Linked DNA regions of Homo sapiens: region 1 is linked to region 2. Evidence: read pairs that join two places in POLR2A ChIA-PET (ENCODE). Cell type or tissue: PC-9. All regions are shown on one strand. Each heading gives the region's core, and the rest is flanking DNA. Links, peaks and the distances in the headings are about the cores only. Region 1 overlaps SMYD3 (SET and MYND domain containing 3). Region 2 overlaps KIF26B (kinesin family member 26B).

Region 1 (4,394 bases), core at 266-4,265, 830 kb after region 2:
CTGGAGAAGCGGCCACGACTGGGGCCTGACATCCTTCTCTAGGGATTATCAGGCAGCACTCTGCTACCCATCCCACAGGACCGTAACTTATCCTTCCCAATCCGTAGAAAGCAAGACTCTGAAGCATGTGCGTTTGTCTTTGGCCTTGTGGGAGGTTTCTATTCAAGAGGAAAACTGATGCCATGAAGGATGGGATGAGGTGCTTTCTCTTCCCAGAAGGGAAAGATTTGGGTGCCTCGTGAAAGGGAGTCTGGAGTCAGCTCCCTGGTCAATGATCTACTTGCAGAGACAACTCTCTGATCTCACCTTAATAAATGAGATTCATTCACCTGGCACTTTGGGTTTCATGTAGGGGGAGAGATGGAAGAGTTAGGGGAATAAAAGGAGATGAAAGGACTAAAGAAAAGGCAGAAGGAGGCCGGGCATGGTGGCTCACATCTGTAATCCCAGTATTTCGGGAGGTCTATGTGGGTGGATCACTTGGGTCCAGGAGTTTGAGACCAGCCTGGGCAACACGGCGAAACCCCATTCTACCAAAAATAGAAAAAAAAAAAAATTTGCCAGGCATGGTGCCATATGCCTGTAGTCCCAACTACTCAGGAGGCTGAGGTGGGAGGATCACATGAGCCTGGGAGGTTGAGGCTGCAGTAAGCCGTGATCACACCACTGCACTCCAGCCTGGGAAACAGAGCCAGACCCTGACCAAAAAAAAAAAGGCAGTAGGGCATGACAAAAAATATACTGTGGGGCAATTTGTACTCAGACGTGGGAAACAGGATTAAATGCATTAGAAAAGAACTAAACTGAAATATTTAAAAATGACAGTAATCAGTTAACAATCCATTCCCCATGGATAAGAAGGCTGTGATTTTTACACCAAAGGAAAAGTGTTTAAGTCATAGTCCCTACCATAGGGGCTTCAACAAAGTGATGCCAAAGAAAGACTACTGTCCTACGAAGACAGCCATCTGGAGGAGGTCCTAATGGTATCACAAGCGATGTGACAAAAATGAAGTCCCTTCATTTCTCTCAGCCTTTCCTTACCTGTAAACAGGGCAAGAATGGAAGGCTGAAATAGCCAGAGGTTCCAAACCTCAATGGTAATGAAGAAACACAACCTGTGCATTGTATTCTGAAAGGCCTCGGAGAAACTGTGTCCTTATCCACAGACGCACAGAGCGGTGTTGGAGAAACATCAGTTACCACTTGCCTAGGATGTCTAAGGGCTCTTGACACATCCTGTAATGCGACGTAAATAAGAAATAAAGGTGGGCCTCACTGAAAGCAGAACTCCTCTCAGCCGAGGACTGGCTTAGCCTGAGTTTCTGGGAGGTGATCTGCCCTCTGGGCTTCCCCTCCCTCGGCCCATTAACATTTCTGTACTTAGAAGTCGGCTGGGATCCTGGAGGGCATAAGAGCTGTAAGAATGCCATGACTATTTTTAAAATTTTGAAAAATAAATACTAGAGGCTCTGGCAGCAACAGCGCTTGGGGAGTAGCCGTACCTCTGAAGTTTTCCTTTCCTTTCTCGAGCAACGCAGGGAGGGAGCTGTTTAATGAGGAGTCTCAACACCGGGGAACAAAGCAGTAGTGTTTGCACACAAAGCTTGGTGCTGGCAATTTTCTCGGTTTCGTTTTTTCATGCTGCCAAAGTCATTTGTTTTGAAAATAAGAGCCTCTCCTTTGCCCTCAGCATCCCTATTAAGACACTAAACCACAGGATTAATTCTGTTTAGGCCTGCAGAGTGAGGTAAATCCTCTGAGACACCTCAGCACCTTCCCCAGGTGAGACAGGAGAGTCCGGGGATGAAGAATTCGGCTCTGGAGTCACAGACTCAAGTTCAAGTGCCAGCCGTACCGCTTGCTAGCAGCGTGGCCTTGGGCAAGTCACTTGGCTTCGGTTTCCTCCTCTTAGCTGCAAAATATGAAAAACGGGCCTGCTATGAAACGACTGGCCCATAGTCAACACTCAGTAAATGATAACTATATAAAATAATGGTGGTAAAACCAGCAAAAATCGACAGGTGTGTATCGTTGGGCCATAATGTGAAACCACGCTCAAAGTACTTTAATATAGCATCCTTCAAGGCGCTCACAATGCTGCAGACTGTAGGAGCGAAGTCAGCAATACAGGTTGGAATTCATGTATTGGGGGCTATACTAACATATACAAAGTATACGTGATTTGTCTAGGTTGTTTTTGATGCAAAATAGCCTGAAGCTAGAGGACACCACCTACTCTTATCTACAGTGTCCCTTCTGTTTCTAGGAAGAGTCTACAATCCTAACTTTAATGCATTTTTGTCTAAACTAAGAGTCTTCACATTTTTTGAAGTCACAGAAATATTTGTGAATATATATTTTTAACTGGGACTTGATTACTTTGTAACATGTATGTGTGTATACACATACACACACGTACATAAAAGGGTAACAACGCAAAAGGCAATACTGGTTTGTGTATATATCATATAGTGGAAAGAATATTAGATTCAAGTTAGATCATCTACTTCCAACACTGCAGATGGCCAGAGCCGTAAGGCAAGTCTCTCCAATCAGGTCTTAGTATTCTCCTTATTTAAAAAAGGAGAAAGACATTAAAATACCTTCAAAATTATTGTTGTGACCCCAGGCAGAGTAACTAGAATGAAGTAGAAGAAGCTATTGGAATATGACGTTGTCTCATGTAAGATCTTTTTTTTTTTTTTTTTTTTTTGAGATGGAGTCTTGCTCTGTTGCCCAGGCTGAAGTGCAGTGGCGTGATCTCGGCTCACTGCAACCTCCGCTTCGTGTCGTGAGATCAAGCAATTCTCCTGCCTCAGCCTTCTGAGTAGCTAGGATCACAGGTGAGTGCTACCATGCCCAGCTAATAGGGAGGCTGAGGCAGGAGAATCGCTTGAACCCAGGGGGCAGAGGTCACAGTGAGCTGGGAATGCGCCACTGCACTCCAGCCTGTGCAACAGAGCAAGACTCCATCTCAAAAAACAAACAAACAAAACAAAAACAAAAAAACAACAAAAACCCCAATATTTTAAAACATAACAGTAGAAATTGTGTTTGTGAATGTCATAAGAAGTTTCTTTACTTCTTCTAGTTCTCTGTTGAGAAACAATACAGAATCGTATGCTCTGTCTATTGGGGCAACAATTCAATCACAGCAGGATAAAAATTGACTTTTAAAAAGTGACCCCCTGCTCTTGTTTTCTCCTCTCCTTCATCAGTTCACTACCAGACCTCACACCAGAGATGAAGCTTCTCCATGCAGAGAAAGACCTAAAACTCTAGCGTGATGTACTCATGGATAAGAATTGATCAACATGTATCCAGAGCCCAATGATGCCAGGAAGAAAGCCTAAACATAATTTAATAAACTCCCTCTCTGTTTTCTTCATTTCCTACTACTTTGGTTTACTTAAAAATGAGTGTTTGCAGGAGAAATCTGAGTGCATTTTTGGCAAGCAGCTGAGTTATCTTTGCTTATTCATTAAACGAACAGTGTGACGGAGAAAGTCCAAATAGGAAAGACAAGGAAAAATGGGGAAAAGTTGACTTCTCATCCCAAAATATTTCTTGGATTAAAAGGCAAACTCATCCAATCTTAAGGTTTAGAGGGCTAAAATAATTGTTCCATATGTAGCTGTTAGAAGGCATTAGATATTAACTATGGCATGGTGTCTATGGATATCTGCGTCATCTATTTAGATAGTATGTGCTGAATATCAAAAACATTAAGCTAAAGAAGGTTAAGGAAAGATGGTGTTTCCCCAAGGAAAGGTGTGCTTATCCTAGTTTGACAGTCTCCTAGGAAAACTTGGATACTTTCTTACATAGGAAGGACATATAACATGCTTCCAGAGTCACAGGGTTTGAAGACGGCTGAAGACGTCATCTTGTCCCCATATGCGGCCCAGGAAGAGCGAAGTCTAGCACCACATTGGGACTAGAAATCTACATTTTAAATCGTATTACAAATTTAGAGATCTAATGGTGTATTAGCAAGATAAGTTTCAAATACATCAACAAAATGATAGGCAGAAGGAACCTCAAAACTTTTGTGATCTGAATTCCCCATTTCATAGATGGGGAAATCAAGGCCCTAAGAGCTGAAGAAATTGCCAAAGGTTGAAAAACACTCCTCAAACACCACCTTCCTCCTCTCTGGGACTTCATATTATTTCATTTTCTTTTACTATTCTGCCTGAGCTTTGACTTTCTGGAATTTTAAATACCAATATAGGAATCATCAGCTGGTGTCAATCCTCAATAAGATGACTTAAAGTTTACTCATAATGGTTTAGCATGGTCAGAAAGTGAACATTATTCATAACGGTTTTTCATGGTCAGAAAGTGAACACTACAGGTTTGGCCTATGTGCCTGTAAAATTTAGAAAAAG
Region 2 (4,394 bases), core at 297-4,296:
TGAGCTTAGGACAGAGCTGACGTCTTCTGCCTATTCTTTGGCTTTACTCCCCATAGGGCTTTTCTGGAGAAGGGCCCTTTGGAGCTTGTGGGATTTCAGGGTTTATTGAAATTTATTTACCTTTTTGCAGGTGTCTCATGCTTCCTCGGTTAAGGAATGGGAATTATCATAATGTATACCATGGTGTCTGGCCACAGATGAAGTACCACAGTCATCAGATTATGAAGCCTCCAAGCTTCTCTTGCAGAGGACTCCTTCAAACCACTCTCGTGGACTGTGGCTAACTGGGAGTTTCTCCTGGGGGCCCATTGCTCATTCCTTGCTGTCTCTCCCGGTTGAGACTTCCCACCAGGGTGAAAAGCTAGAACAGTGGCTTTTGTCTTTAGCAAGGCCATTAGATGGTACAGTAACTGCTTTCAGATGCTGCTGATGTGGCCCAGATTCAGCATAGTGACCCAGAGGTGAAAGGCTACATATTCCATTACAACCCCTAGCCAATCTGCCTCCAGACTCTAGTGCATTTCAGTAGAGAAAGGAAGGAGGATAGGGTGACATACACACTAGATAGCAGCTAGAAGTAAGTCTGGGAAAATCTAAGAATGGAGCTTCAATTTCTAGAGATGCTTTTGTAAAGTGCATTACTTATGTGCTGTGAACGTGATCATGATGGATTATTCAGGTAAGGTGGAGACGAGAACACAGAGAATCAGAACAGGGAACTTGGAAGAGGCAAAGTAAACAGGCATGGTTGCCTGTTTATTTTGAGGTTTCGGGTGGCTATTAGCCCTACAAATGCCAGCTAAGGGCAAATTTCTGTTGGTTGAGATTCTTTGAGATTCTGTCAATGCAAGATTTTTTAAAAAGCAAGTATAAAAGATGAGAAGATGCAGTTTTGTGGCAAAGCGTAGAAAGTCACTAAGTCCACACATGATTAAAAATAGTGAAGAGACCATAATTCAAGTCATATGATCTCTTTTATTGTAATCATATTTACTCAAAAGCCTCTTCGTTTGTTCCATTTCTAATTGTTTTCTCTTCTTGTGTAGAGTTAAAAGAGTCACGGGCTTTATTGAAGGGTGGAGAAATTTTATTTTCAGAAATTTTGCCTCAATGTTTATTCCCTGTGAGACACTGACATTTTCTTCTCAAAACATATATATCTATATCTATATCTATATATTTAGATGTCTATATATATAGATATCTATATCTATATATATAGACATCTATATATATAGATATAGATATATAGATATAGATATAGATATTTTTTTTGAGACAGAGTCTCACTCTTGTTGCCCAGGCTGGGGAACGAGCTCAGCTCACTGCAACCTCTGCCTCCCGGGTTCAAGCGATTCTCCTGCCTCAGCCTCCCGAGTAGCTGGGATTACATGCATGAGTCACCACGCCCAGCTAATTTTGTATTTTTAGTAGAGACGGGGTTTCTCCATGTTGGTCAGGCTGGTCTTGAACTTCTGATCTCAGGTGATCCGCCTGCCTCAGCCTCCCAAAGTGCTGGGATTACAGGCGTGAGCCTTGTAATTACAGGTGCCTTGAAGGCGCCTGGCCTTCAAAACATATTTGTTTAGGGAAAAGTAGTGTCAGATCTATGAAGGTCATACTGGAAGTTGCTAATAAGTAGAATGCCATATTTCATGGAAGGAGACCAGAGTTCAGGAAGCATCCTTCCCACAGGGTCTATCATGGGATTTAGTTCCTTCTTTTTCTGCATCCCAGATGTTCCTGGAGGTGCATACTTGCTGGTAAGCCTGGAGTTGGAGGGATGAAAGCTACCAAAGGCCCTGATGGGTGTTATATAAGATGCCACGTGTGAGCCACTCCCCACAAGACGCCAACAAGCAGGGAACCTAGTTCAGCACTTTCATACCCAGTCTAAAGGCTTCTAGGAAACTGTGGGTCAGCTGGCCCACTCCTATTAACCATGCCTTCATCTGTAGTGGAAGGAACATGGCTCACAGGATGGGCTAGCAGGCGATGGGGCCTTTGACTTTCAGATTAGTCTTCCTGCGACTTTTAACGGTCATGTTTACTTTTGAATATAACCTGGGATGAAGCATTTATCAGCCTCTGGTACTTTTGTGAATTGGTAGTTTACAGCGGGCTTACTGGTAGCCTTGGCCAGCTCTTTGCCATAAAATCTTTAAGCATAGACACACAGGGGTATGGCCATTCCCTTTATTTTTAATTAATTAAGTAGTTTCTAGAGGGAGGGTTTCGTTCTGTCGCCTCGACTGGAGTGCAGCAGCATGATCCTAGCTCACTGCAGCCTCAACTCTCTGGCTCAAGCGATCTGCTTGCCTCAGCCTCCTGAGTAGCTGGGACTACAGGTGTGTGCCATCATGCCTAGCTATTTTTTAAATTGCTTGTAAAGATGGGGTCTTATTGTGTTGCCCAGGCTGGCCTCAGATGCCTGGCCTCACGCCTCCTGCCTTGGCCTCTCAAAGTGCTGGGATTATAGGTATGAGTCACTACATCTGGCCCATGAGTCACTGCACCTGTCCCATTCCCCCTGCCTTTATTGATTCCTACTTCCGCCTAGGATAACACTATCTCTTAAAAGAGTGTTGCCAAGAAACCCCATTTTTTTACATTCTATATTGTATTTTAAAGAGGAAACCCTATTTAGAGATATTTTTGTGGGAATGGTTTTGGAGTTTCAAACTTCTGAAGAACCTGGACTATGTTGGGGGCATTTACGGTGGCAGTGCACACGGCTCACACTGACGAATGGCTCGGCTGAGCAAGCCAGTGAAGCAGAGGGCAGGAGAGGTGACTTCCTGGCATCCTGGATCTCTGCAAATGAAGTTGCTGTAGCGCCATTATTTACCTCACTGTATGTGAAATGAAGGGGTAGGATTCATTGCCTTTTGGTTTTGATTTTACTTGTCCTTAGGGGTGTGTGTGTGTGTGTGTGTGTGTGTGTGTCTTTCCCCCTGGCCTTCTGGTGACGGATAATGGTGATGGCAGTTTAGGCCTGTTTCTGATTAGTAAAATGACCCTTCAAATGAGACTAGGAGAAAAATGCTCTCCTGAACCTCTGGAACCCTGGTTTTTCCTATCACAAGTTTAATGGCTTCAGGTCCTATGTTTTTAGCCGAGAAAATGAAAGACTCAGTCAGCGGGGATTAGGGTTTTTTGTTTAGAGAGAAGGTAAAAAGGTTACATGAAGATTTGGTGTGGGTTTAGACTGGGGTTAGCCTCCACGTAGGAAAGGTCTGAAGATCGAGAATGAGGCCAGGTTGTGCAGGTGAGCAGAGCTATCTTTGGCAGCTAGATTGGGATGTTTCTGGGCAGAGATATTTGTCCCTTAGGAGTGTATCAAATCACAGAGGTCACATCTGACTGTCACTGCTTTGTTACAGGAGAAAGACCTGTTCATCAGAATAATTCCTACGCTTTGAGCCACTTATTCAAGTGATGCTAGTCACGTTCAGAAAACAGATAACCTACCATGTGTTTGTGCTGTGCTAGGAGTTCTAGAGCTTTCAAGCACAACCGTATATCCGAGGTTGACTTTGGAGCTGTCATCGTGGGTTTGGGGCTGTATTTTAAAATAAGAGGAGCGGTGTCTTTTGGGCTTTGCTTTTTTTTCAAATGCTTTTTTCTGAGTCCCTTCAGTGATCCATTCTTGAGCTGTCTCTTCAGTCGTCAGTCTCTTGGTAGTCTTTATTCTAAGTTTTTTTCCTTTTTAATTGTAGTAAAATATGTATAGCATAAAATTTCCCATGTTATTCCTTTTTAAGCGTATGGTTCAGTGGCTTTAAGTACCTTCATATCATTGCACGGCCATCGCCACCATCCACCCACTTCCATCATCTCAAACCAAAACTCCAAATGCATTAAGCAATAACTTTTGTTATTAAAGTGTTTAATAATCACTTTGGTGCTGTTTAACCTCTTTACCCTGATTTCCTCCCCCTTTCTTGCTCCTTTTCTAGTAGTTTCTACTAATAGATCACCTGAGTAAGACTGCCCGTGTCAAGCCTGGTGTCACCTTAGGTTTTGGGGATAAAGGCTGGTGGTACCGCCTGTGACGTGGGCTTGCCACATGCAGTGTCTGAGTGGAGGGCAAGTGGGGCCGGCTCTACAGCCATCCGAGCAGACGGGGGCTCTGTCCCTTACTCCTCAGGCACCTGACGTTGGACTTGCCTCTGGGTAAATAATTCTTATCAAGCATTTACTTGGAACAATTCTTAACCATGTTTTTTTTTTTTAAATAATTACTGACATTTGTACTTTAAGCTGTATACAAATGTTCATATTTGACAGATATTCTAAGCATTAGAGATATTTAATGAAAACTTGTAAATAGGCAAAACGACATTTAAAAAGACTGCCCCTGTCTTTGTGAAAGCAGCAAATAGTTCTCTTGG

Evidence for each region. Peaks named below come from ENCODE experiments on the same cell type or tissue, not always from the same donor. Only the 100,000 strongest peaks of a DNase experiment are listed, where the experiment ranks them.
Region 1: POLR2A ChIA-PET joins it to region 2 with 5 read pairs; 2 of 35 experiments call an interaction of 5 or more read pairs at or near these places.

Annotation. Positions count from the first base shown.
Region 1 is chr1:246,007,112-246,011,505 of GRCh38, forward strand. All of the region lies in intron 5 of SMYD3 (SET and MYND domain containing 3), which reads right to left. Among named protein-coding and RNA genes, the nearest start is that of SMYD3-AS1, 99 kb to the right of the region's middle. In PC-9, for the core only: no CTCF peak of the experiment used is centred there; no DNase peak of the experiment used is centred there.
Region 2 is chr1:245,174,750-245,179,143 of GRCh38, forward strand. All of the region lies in intron 2 of KIF26B (kinesin family member 26B), which reads left to right. Among named protein-coding and RNA genes, the nearest start is that of KIF26B, 22 kb to the left of the region's middle. In PC-9, for the core only: no CTCF peak of the experiment used is centred there; a DNase peak (open chromatin) is centred at 2,522; H3K27me3 peaks cover 1,670 bases.